4 separate regions of the Homo sapiens genome follow, and all the other regions are linked to region 1. Evidence: chromatin contacts called from ENCODE Hi-C or POLR2A ChIA-PET data. All regions are on one chromosome and are shown on one strand. Each heading gives the region's core, a stretch centred on a gene start or an enhancer-like site at or near the end of the contact. The rest is flanking DNA. Distances are from core to core; before and after follow the strand shown.

Region 1 (2,519 bases), core at 20-2,519:
GGGAGGCTGAGGTTGCAGTGAGCCAAGACTGCGCCATTGCACTCCAGCCTGGGCAAAAAGAGCAAAACTCCGTCTCAAAAAATAAAAATAAATAATAAATAATACAAAGGGTACTGAAAGGACTGAATGGGTTAATCTCTGCAAAGGACTTGGAACGATGCCTGCCACGTAAGTACCCGCTAAATGCTGGCTGCTATCATCACTGACACTTTCATGCTCAAGTCTGGCTCCTGTACCCTCTTCCCCAGCCCACTCCCTAAGCAGGCAGGGGCAGTATCAGTGTCAACTTTGTGACCCTGGTTTTGCCCACCCTGAGGCCTCCAGGGTGCCAGGCCCTGCGCTAGGTAATGCTGGGGACACGGAGGTAAGTCCCCAGGCTGATGGGAAGGACAGACATGGACAGACAGTCACCATCTTCAGTCCAGTTCAGGCCAAGCATTGAGAGAAACGGGCCTGAGAGACCGTGTCTGATTCACCTCTGTCCACACCAGCTTCCCTCTGGGGACAACAAGCCAGGCGCTGAGAGCACCCTCCCCCACCTCTTTCATGGAGAATGTGAGCTACCCCCAGCTCAGTCAGGTTGGCTCCTTGAACTTTCATCTCTAGCAAACACACTTCTCTCTCCCTAGCTAGAGCCTCCTGGCTCACCCTGTGGCTATGGAGGGTGGAAAGCAGCTTCTGGGGCCCCACAGGACCCTGTCTGACTCCCTCTATAGCACATTTCGGGTAATATAAGAGTACAATGGTAAGTAATGCAGCCTAGTGGGTGAAAGCAGTCAGAGGAACCTGGATAGAACTCTCGGCTCTGCCCTTCTCTAGCTGGGTGACCTCTCTGTGCCTCAGTTTCTCCGTGCATTAAACAGGGACCGTGACTTCTTCCAGTGGGTAAGAAATAGAGAAAGCAACTCACTCTGAACAGTTATCAAGAGAGTGAATCCAGAACGAGGGAAAAGAGAACATGGCCGTGACCCCGGAGGGATCGGATGTTAGAACTTCACTCTTGGATTTTTGCCCTCAGGTGACTTTGACGTTTGGGGGTTAAAGCGGCAGAGGTCGGGGGTTACGAGAAGACCCCCACCCAGTGTGCGCTCGTGGCCCCGGAAGCACACGGCTGCGGGACTCAGGGATGTGGGAGAGGGGGGCCCGATCACCTTCACGGCGTAGTCGATGACCCTCTTGACAGCTACGAGCACGCGCAGCTCCGCCATCTTCCCGCCGCAGCCACTTACAGGGTCAGCCCGCACCCTCAGCGGCTCAGTCCAGAAGCCCCACCACCCCCGCCCCCCGCGCCCCTCTCTGCGCCTGCGCGCAGCACGGTCAGCCAGTCAACCGCTGCAGAGCCCGCCTCCCCGACAGAGGACCAATCGAGAGGCCGGAAGGAAGGGAGGTGTGGCAAGCAATGCAAACCAATGGGAAGCGGATCTCGGGGAGCGAGCGGGACCTGGAGAGAGAAGGAAAGGCCTGGCGGAGAGGGCAGGGCAGAGAACTAGGGGAAAGGTCGTGCACTGGAGGGAAGCGCGCCCGGAGTTTATAGATCCTCCCGGTCCTATAAACACTTCCCGGTATCCCCGGATCTGCTCTCCCTCTCCAGATCCCCCACTTCTTCCCGGCCTCTCCAAGTCGCGGTACTCGTATTCCCACGCCTCTGAATCCTCGCGCGTCGGTCTCTCCACTCTCTCCATCCCCGTGTTCCCTGTCCCTTCCATATCCGTATCCTCCCCTGTCCGTGTCTCTACTTCACCTCCATGTCGTCCCCACAGCCTCTCCACACCCTCTCCAAAGGCCCACGTCCCCTCCTGGCCCCGCCCCTCCCACATGTCCCTGTTCCCATCCCAATCCATGGAGACTTGTGTCTCCATGTCTGTGTCTCCCTGTCTCCACGTTCCCTATGAGTTCATGTCCTTATGTCTTCCCTGAGCCTCTATGCAACCCCGTGCCTGCGTCCCCACGACCCGCAGAAAAGCACGCGGAGCCGCAGCGCTAAAAAAAGCCGTTCCTTTATTCTGCCCCAGGCAGGCTGCAGTCACAGACACACGGGGAATCCACTGATGGCGTCGGTGCTCTGCATGATCATGTCTGCCAGCAGAAAGCAGAAGCCTGGGGGGACGGGGGTGCGGAGCAGGGAGAGGAAGGTGGGCCCTGGGGCGGATGGCCGGGAGGGCCCCGGGGACTGGGGTTTGGGGCTCCAAGGGGGTCTCTGCCGGGTCTGCGGGAGTCGTTAGTGTGTTGGGGAGTCCCCGAGAGGTCCCCGGGGTTTCCTGGGAGGGCAGCTGGGGAGCCTCTGGGGTGAGGGTCTTCTGGGCAGTCTCCTCCACCCTCTTCCCGCTGTCCAGTTTACCCGCGAGAATTGAGAAGGGTAAGGCCAGCCACCCAGAAAAATAGGACCAAGAGAAGAAGACGTTGTTCTTCCACGCATTCTTCACGGTGTAGCCTATCAAGGCGGTCAGCAGCAGCAGTCCTGGGCCCCGCCCAGCCGCAAGATGAGCTAGCTGGGCCTGGTGGGGGCTGCACCCAGGCCA
Region 2 (2,519 bases), core at 7-2,506, 2.8 Mb after region 1:
AGGCACTGCAGCTGGCAAGTGGTGACGTGGCATTTGAATCCAGGCATCCGGATGGTGTGGATGCCGTGGAAGAGAAAGGGGCGGGTGGGACTGCTTCCTGAGGAGATAGTGACTGCCGAGGCAGCAGCGTAGGGAAGACAACTGAAGAACACGAGCTGTGGAGACAGACCATCGCATTCGGAGTGGAGAGATGGGTGTACAGACAGACAATAACCAGACTATATATAAAAAGAGAACTCTAGGTCAGGCGCGGTGGCTCACACCTGTAATCTTAGCACTTTGGGAGGCTGAGGCGGGTGGATCACTTGAGGTCAGGCGTTGGAGACCAGGAGTTCAAAACCCCGTCTCTACTAAAAATTTAAAAATTAGCCGGGCATGGTGGTGGGCGCCTGTAGTCCCAGCTTCTCGGGAGGCTGAGGCACGAGAATCGATTGAACCCGGGAAGCGGAGGTTGCAGTGAGCCGAGATCGCACCACTGCACTCCAGCCTGGGTGACGAGAGCGAAAAACTCCGTCTCAAAAATAAAATAAATTACTGATAATAGTACTAATACCCCTTAAGTGGCTATTGATAATAATAGTACCATGGGTGGGGGGGCAACTTCTCTGAGAGTGCTCTGTAAGTATGTATTGAAGATTGAGTAAATACATTTAAAATTCTTAGAACAGTATGTGGCACATAGCGTTCCAGAATGCCACATTATTGTTAGTGACAGAAATAATCTCGGCTGGGCGCGGTGGCTCACGCCTGTAATCCCAGCACTTTGGGGGGGCCACGGCGGGAGGCTCTCTCGAGGCCGGGAGTTCAAGACCAGCCTGGGCAACATGGCAAGACGCCGACTGTTAAAAAAAAAAAATGCTACCCGGGCGTCGTGGCGTGTGCCTGTAATCCCAGCTACTGGGGAGGAGGTGGGAGGATCGCTCGAGCCCGAGAGGTTGGTCGGGGCCTCAGTGAGCCGAAATCACGCCACTGCACTCCAGCCTGGGCGACGGAGCGAGACCCTGTCTCAGAAAGAAAAAGAAAAACCACCGTCCAGGGGCGGAGAAGGAAGGTTCTCCCTACTTCTCAGGTTTCCACTCCCTGGCCGGAAAAAACCTAGTCCTCCCAGGTTAGCACGCCGCTCTAGCCCAGCCTCACGTCTCCACTGCTTCTCAGCCAGCCAACGCCTCTTCTGATTGGCTCTGACGTGCGTGGTGCGTGAAAACGTCACGAGACGCCGGCGTTACTATAAGAGCGCAGCCGTGGCGCTTCCGCGCCTCTTTCTCAGTGACCGGGTGGTTTGCTTAGGTGAGGTGCGGTGGTGTGCTTTTTCTCTAGGGTTTGGGTTGGATGGTGGCCCGGGCCTTCCGAGTTTCCATGAGTAAGCTAAAGACGTTAGGAAACAGAGCAGGGTGGTTGAACGGGAGTGCAGCACGGTTGTGGGGGCAGATACTGACTATGAGAGCGTTGGAGGTTATTCTCGCGAGATCGGATCTGGGCTCCGCGAGGTTTTGGCGTAGTTGTGGGACTGCGCAGGCGCCGTTTGGATCCCTTACGCTCACACTTCTCTCCCGCGCAGGCGCAGACGGGGAAGCGGAGCCAACATGCCAGTGGCCCGGAGCTGGGTTTGTCGCAAAACTTATGTGACCCCGCGGAGACCCTTCGAGAAATCTCGTCTCGACCAAGAGCTGAAGCTGATCGGTGAGTGGCCAAGGCTTCCGGGAAGTGGTTCGGCTTCCGGGAGGCGGTTAGCACGTGGATGAAGGTGCCCATGTACTCTATCTAGTCCGTCCCCTAAATTTGGTACTATTCGTGGTTTAGGAAGGTTTTGTGATTCCAAAGCTGCCAGTCTAGTTGTTGTGCCAGTACGTGGGACTACACTTGTCCACCCCCTTCTCCCCACCAGGCGAGTATGGGCTCCGGAACAAACGTGAGGTCTGGAGGGTCAAATTTACCCTGGCCAAGATCCGCAAGGCCGCCCGGGAACTGCTGACGCTTGATGAGAAGGACCCACGGCGTCTGTTCGAAGGTGCGTATGGGAGTCCACAGCAGAGGGATGGGGTGCAGGGCTTGTGAGGTTCATTCTCCCTTCTGTTGCCTCTGTTCCAGTGATGAGAGTTGTGTCATTGGATAAATGGAACCAGCCTTCTAACTTTTAGTGGCACTTGTGGAGTAGGAAAAGTGTATCTGGATCAGTCTTTGCCCTGTTTCTTAGGTGTGTGGCTTTTTTGCCCAGTTATTGGACCTTCAGTTTAGTAATGACCAGAGCTAAAGATAGGCCTGGCACACCTGGGCACCCGTCTATATCTTTATATTCTGTTTATGTGGCCTGTTTGCTAGTGGATGAGAGTAGACTATGAAGTGGAATTTCTGGGCTAAGTGATGGTGATAACAGGGTTTGCACATTTGCTTGGTTTATTGTTTTTTTAATTAAGTTTTCTCGTTTTATTTAGTCTTTTGAGACGGAGTCTTGCTCTGTTGCCCAGGCTGGAGTGCCGTGGCGCCATTTCGGCTTACTGCAACCCCCGCCTCCTGGGTTC
Region 3 (2,519 bases), core at 7-2,506, 2.8 Mb after region 1:
TGCTGGAGATGCAAAATCCAGACAGGGAAACCGAATAATTACGAAAATGACGGTAGACGTACAAAAATAAATCCTAACGAACAAGGCGCGCAGGAGCGCTCCGCCCGGGAGGGAGGTCAGGGAAGTTTTCTCTCCAAGAAGACAACAGAGCTGAGACCTGAAACGAGCAGGCATTAGGGAGCCACCCGTCTCCTCTGTACCTTCTGCAGCGTCCTCAACACACTAAGGAAGCGGAGACGCAGAGGAGAATGACTGTCCCACCATCTGGTCGCCTAACCAGGCAGGGGCAGGACAAAAACTCCATGCCTCACGCTTCCCAACCAATTCTGCTATGCACGGTGCCAGAGACTTAAAGCAGTGTCTCTGGTCCCTTTCTTCTTTCACTCAGCAAATAATGAATTTCAGAGATGTGCCAACATAGAGGCACTTGGAGAAAGACGAGGCAGCTGAGAGGGAAGCTGCTTACCTGGCCGGGACGCAACGGTTGCGACCAAGTCCCACTTCTGCCAGCTACATACACCCTCTTTCACACGCTCTACGAGCAGCTACCGCCCACTCGCCACGCTATTGGTCCAACTAGCATGAATGATAACTTTTAGGGCCAACGAAGAAAAAGGGGTGGACTTTCTTGCCCAGCTCCTCCCACTTGGCCCTGTGGCTGTTTTGATTGGCAGATGACTTCGGCTCGGCCCCCGCTTTAAAGGCACCTGTCTGTCTCCCATTAGGTACGCGGCCCCTAACGCCCACACTCCATGCCTTCCTCCGCTTTCCCCACCCACTTCCAGGACCAACCAATGACTTCAAGGCAGAATATGCCCCCGCAACCAATTAAAAAGAGCTCTAAACTTGACGGACGACTTCCCGCCCCTGGACTGTCGTAGCTCCTCCCCCAGACCAATTGTTTTAAGAGAGGGGGGCGGATACATCCAATCAGCACGACACAGGTCTCTTGATTGACGTTCGGGTCCTCGCGCTGGCGTGTTGTGCCCTGAGGCGGGAGGAGGAGGAGGAGCGGGGAGGAAAACCTGAGCCAATCCTAGCAGCCTGCGCGGGAGGCCAATCGAACGCCGCGCCTTGGAGCGATCACCCAATCCGCGAAAGGGGGCAGGGCGCATCCCTGCCAGGAACCAATAGAAAGCCTCCAAGGGTCAGGAGCGACGTTCAGCGGGAGCAATGACTGGCCTATATTCGGGACTCGGGGGCGGGTCGGCGCCAGAGACGAGAAGAGAGGAGGGGAGGCCTCCTCCGCCGCCGCCATCTTGGACCGGGCCCGGTCAGCTTCCGCGGAGCCATCGGCAGACGCCGCGGCCTCCCTTGAGCCCCGACCCCCGTCGTCAGAACAACCCCGGGCCCACTCCCCCAACCCCACTTCCGCTTCGCGCCGCTATCGCGATAGCGCCCGGGCCCGGGGCGCGAGAAAAAGGCGGCGGGCGCTCGCCTCCCCCGCCTGTCGCGATACGCTCCTCAGCGGCGGCGCCAGCTCCTGTGGTGAGAGCGTCAGGCTCGACTGGGCCGGACCCCTTCCCTTCCTCCCCCCGGCGCCATCGGCCGCCCTCCCCGCCGCCTCCCGCCCTGGCGACACCGCCGTCTGTCGCGACATGGCCTCCCCTCGCCTGCCCCCTGCCGCCGCCTCTGCAGCGCGGGGCTCCCGGCGGGGGGCGGCTCCCTCCCTCTCGCCCTCCCGTTCCTGCGCCTCTTTCACGTTCCTCAGCGCCTCCCGGGGGTCCTTCCGCGACCCGGACCCCGGGCCCCGCCCGCCGCCGCCTCCCCGCGTGGCATCGCGTCGGGCCCCCCGGTAGGGGTGTGAGGGTGCGAAGCCTCCCGGGCGCGAGGTGCCCGCCCCTCTCCGCGTCGGTATTGGCTCCTGGCTGGAAGGATGGAGGCGCCCCTGGTCCCAGGTGCCCGCCCTCTCGGGGCTCAGGTGCCTGCCCCCCTCGGCCTCGGTCCTTCGCGTTGTGGGGCAGCCTCCGCGCCGGGGCTTCTCCCTCGACGGTGGCGGGGAGGGGGGGTGGTGGTCGGGACGAGGACCCCAGCTGGGTGGGGGAGTCACCCTTCCCAGGACCGAGGCCGCCCTCCGCATCCCTCCTCACTGCTCCCGGGAGCGCAGCCTCCCCTGGATCTCAGGTTCCAGCTGCCCGTCTGTATCGGATGGGAGCCTCTTGGGAGAGGAGTGGAGGAGAAACTCCCCGTTAGTTGGAGCCTTTGCCGAAGTTTCCACCTCTGTAGTCTGCAGCTCTTCCCTCTCATAGCGAGTAGCGCCCTGGGTGGCTCCAGCCTCGCCATCCCGCTGCACTGGGCGCCTGCCTTTTTGGGGGAGTTTGGCTTTCCCCCACCTGGGGTACAGGACCGTCCTCAGTGTGGCCCACGTCTGGTCTCAGCTCTCACACTTCTTTGATCCTGGCGTCTGCCCCTGGCTTTGCAGCCTTGAACTCCCCTGCATCGTGACTCTCCGACCTTCTGGGTGTGGGCGTCTCCCAGTGATATCAGGACCACTGTGGTCTTGTTGCTGGGGGCTGCTG
Region 4 (2,519 bases), core at 8-2,507, 2.5 Mb after region 1:
TCCCCTCTTGCAGGATCCGTGAATCCAGAGCCCCAAGCCCCAGCCCCAGCCCCATCCTCATTAAAATTCTGAGTCCCTCCCTCCATCCAGGAGTCAGGAATGTAGGCCAAAAATATCGCTGCCTTCCAGACCCAGGCGGCTAGGCTTGCAACACCTGCTCGGAAAACCCGAGTCTGAGCTTTAATGGTTCTATTATGATGATCATGATGATTTATTTTTAATAGAGCAGAGTCTCCTTATGTTGCCCAGGCTGGTCTCGAACTCCTGGGCTCAAGGGATCCTCCCTCCTCAGCCTCCCGAAATGCTGGGATTACAGGCGTGAGCCACCGCGCCCAGGCCTGATTGTTCTTTTGAGCCAAGAATCTGGGCCTCAGCCTAGGCATCCTGTGGAGCCCAGGAATCCGGGCCCCCAACTGCTACCGCGCTAGCTCCCAGGAATTTTGCCCCCAACACACCCCACCCCTATCCACTGTGATATCTGAGACCTGCGTCCAGCCCGAGTCCCTTACCCTGCGGCGCCCGGTGCCAGTGGGTACTAGGGGAGCATTTTGCCGCCCCTTCAAGTCCTTAAATACAGGAATCTAGCCTCTGTTTCTTGGGGAGACCCATCAGTCAGGGATCGTAGCCCAGAACCACCTAAAGCCCAGGAATACTGCTCTCAATTCTGCTCTCCCTCAGGGCTCCAAGAGACAGAGATCCTAGCCCCCCCATTGAACTGAGGGGCCTGGTCCCCCAATCCGCTGCGACCCAGGTGTCTAAGGTTTCATCCGGCAAGGAAGGGGTGGGGGCGGAACAGACCAGGAAGGAGGGGGTAGGAAGGGAGCGGAAGAAAGGAGTGAGGTGAGACGGGGGCGGGGACCTGAGCTGGGGGGCTCTGCACTAAACAAACCCTAAACATGCGGGGTTTCTATGGTAACGGTCTTCCCTGGCCTACCCGGGAGACTCCTCTAGGGCTGTGTCGAGGAGGGCAGCCCCCAGGAGTCTCCACGCCGCCAGCTGTTGTGTCTTCCTGTTTTGTCACCACGGCAACCGTGACCTCAGCCCTCCACCCTGCTCACTGGGGTGGGGCGGGAGCTCCACGCTACTTTTACTCTGGGGGGCGTGGTCTGCTCTTGGCCCCGCCTCGGGGCGGGGCTGGGATAGCCCAGACTCGGGGAAGTCCCTGTCCACCGCCCTAGCCGGAGCTGCGCCCCGCCCCGGCCCCGCCCCCGTCCCGCCCGCGCTGGCTCCCCAGCCCTCCAACCCCACCCAGCCCTCAGACCCTTCCAGCTGCCGCTGTCGTCTTTGCTTCAGCCGCAGTCGCCACTGGCTGCCTGAGGTGAGGTTGTGGGGACCCCAGAGGGCATAAGCAACAGTCTAGGGTCTTTATGGCCAGAGAGAGGAATGGGCTGGGTCTCAGAATGTCTGGGTCCCTAGAAAGACTGGGGCTGGGCCAGGATTCTTGGGGTTCTGCAGAGGAGAGGGCTGAGGACCTGGACTGTGGAGGTCATACGTCTGGAAGAGTGGGGAAGGGGACCTGGACTCCGGGGTCTGAGGGAGGAGGGGCTGGGGGTCTGGACTCCCGGGTCCGAGGCAGGAGGGGCTGGGGGGTCTGGACTCCTGGGTCCGAGGGAGGAGGGGCTGAGGGCCTGGACTCCTGGGTCTGAGGGAGGAGGAGCTGGGCCTGGACTCCTGAGTCTGAGGGAGGAGGGGCTGGGTCTGCGGGAGTAGAGAGATGGGGACTCGTAGGTGCCCTAGTTGGAGGCTGGAATCTGGTACGTGGAGGTCCTTTAGGAGGGGAAGCGCTTAGGGTTAGGTGTCCTGGGTTTGGGAATGAGAATGGAAGGAATTCAGAATTACTGACCCCTCCCCATCCAGGGGACAGACAGAATCGGAACTTTGGGCTCCTGAAAGGCCGAGGGAGGGGGGTGTTAAGATCCAGCCCCGTGCTTCCGAAGTGCAGAAGGAGCTGGGAAAGGAGGAGAAGACAGGGCTGCGTCCCGCACCTCTGGGTGCCGAGAGCCGAAGCTGGGGTTCCGGGGCCCGATTCTCAGCGTGAGCGATGGGTGTGGCGTCTGGAGTGGACGAGGGAGGACACTGAGGGGCTGGGTGTGGCCCGGAGAGTCGGGTGCGCTGCGAGGAATCCCGGAGGGGTGTTTCCTCACCCTCCAGGGTCTGGCTGCGCATTCCTGAGCTCTGATCTCGGGCGATGGCTGGAGGCCCTAAGGGCGGGGTGGACCCCTCCCCTCCCCTCCCCTCGGCGCGCCCCCCTCCCCTGCGCGCCCCCCTCCGCGGCTAGCCCACCTTCCGCGGGGGACAGAATGAGTGACGCCCTCGCTCGTCCTCCTCCCCTGCTTGGGACGGGGCAGTAGCCCGCCTTCTAGAGCACGGGACGCTGGGCCAGTCCCGATTTCCTTCTCCTTCGAGGGTCCTGGAGGGGCGTGGGGGCAGGCAGTGTCTGGCTCCGGGTGGAGCCTCCCAGGTGCTCCCGCAAGCCCCGAATGGCGATTAGGGAGGCCGTGGGAGGCGTAGCTGGGCCT

What was found. Hi-C counts contacts between places; a loop is a spot of excess contacts on that map. ChIA-PET counts read pairs that join two places held with the same protein, here RNA polymerase II (POLR2A). Pooled maps may share reads with other maps.
Region 2: a map of ascending aorta shows a loop between it and region 1 (3-fold over the local background). The contact joins the promoter of RPS9 here to the promoter of ETFB in region 1. A Hi-C loop is called at or near these places in 2 of 168 maps with a recorded cell type or tissue (ascending aorta and gastrocnemius medialis), 2 of 37 single-sample maps with no recorded cell type and 12 of 50 pooled maps. POLR2A ChIA-PET finds 5 or more read pairs at or near these places in 1 of 52 experiments (GM12878).
Region 3: a map of naive thymus-derived CD4-positive, alpha-beta T cell shows a loop between it and region 1 (11-fold over the local background). The contact joins the promoter of CNOT3 here to the promoter of ETFB in region 1. A Hi-C loop is called at or near these places in 1 of 168 maps with a recorded cell type or tissue (naive thymus-derived CD4-positive, alpha-beta T cell), 2 of 37 single-sample maps with no recorded cell type and 13 of 50 pooled maps. POLR2A ChIA-PET finds 5 or more read pairs at or near these places in 1 of 52 experiments (Caco-2).
Region 4: a map of CD8-positive, alpha-beta T cell shows a loop between it and region 1 (22-fold over the local background). The contact joins the promoter of MYADM here to the promoter of ETFB in region 1. A Hi-C loop is called at or near these places in 4 of 168 maps with a recorded cell type or tissue (B cell, CD8-positive, alpha-beta T cell, chondrocyte and 1 more), 4 of 37 single-sample maps with no recorded cell type and 17 of 50 pooled maps.

Annotation. Positions count from the first base shown.
Region 1 is chr19:51,365,119-51,367,637 of GRCh38, forward strand. ETFB (electron transfer flavoprotein subunit beta) reads right to left here and starts at 1,270. Exons shown (of 6, transcript NM_001985.3): 1 at 1,152-1,270. The coding sequence starts at 1,208. CLDND2 (claudin domain containing 2) reads right to left here. Exons shown (of 4, transcript NM_152353.3): 3 at 2,339-2,458; 4 at 1,980-2,097. The coding sequence ends at 2,024. RefSeq lists an enhancer at 877-1,836 and silencers at 2,066-2,115, 2,386-2,519.
Region 2 is chr19:54,199,602-54,202,120 of GRCh38, forward strand. RPS9 (ribosomal protein S9) reads left to right here and starts at 1,257. Exons shown (of 5, transcript NM_001013.4): 1 at 1,257-1,287; 2 at 1,559-1,680; 3 at 1,886-2,008. The coding sequence starts at 1,584. RefSeq lists an enhancer at 645-1,314 and a silencer at 1,077-1,570.
Region 3 is chr19:54,136,506-54,139,024 of GRCh38, forward strand. CNOT3 (CCR4-NOT transcription complex subunit 3) reads left to right here and starts at 1,257. Exons shown (of 18, transcript NM_014516.4): 1 at 1,257-1,488.
Region 4 is chr19:53,866,626-53,869,144 of GRCh38, forward strand. MYADM (myeloid associated differentiation marker) reads left to right here and starts at 1,258. Exons shown (of 3, transcript NM_138373.5): 1 at 1,258-1,318. It overlaps MYADM-AS1 (MYADM antisense RNA 1), which reads right to left and starts at 2,482. Exons shown (of 3, transcript NR_184033.1): 1 at 2,284-2,482. RefSeq lists enhancers at 63-1,038, 2,148-2,519.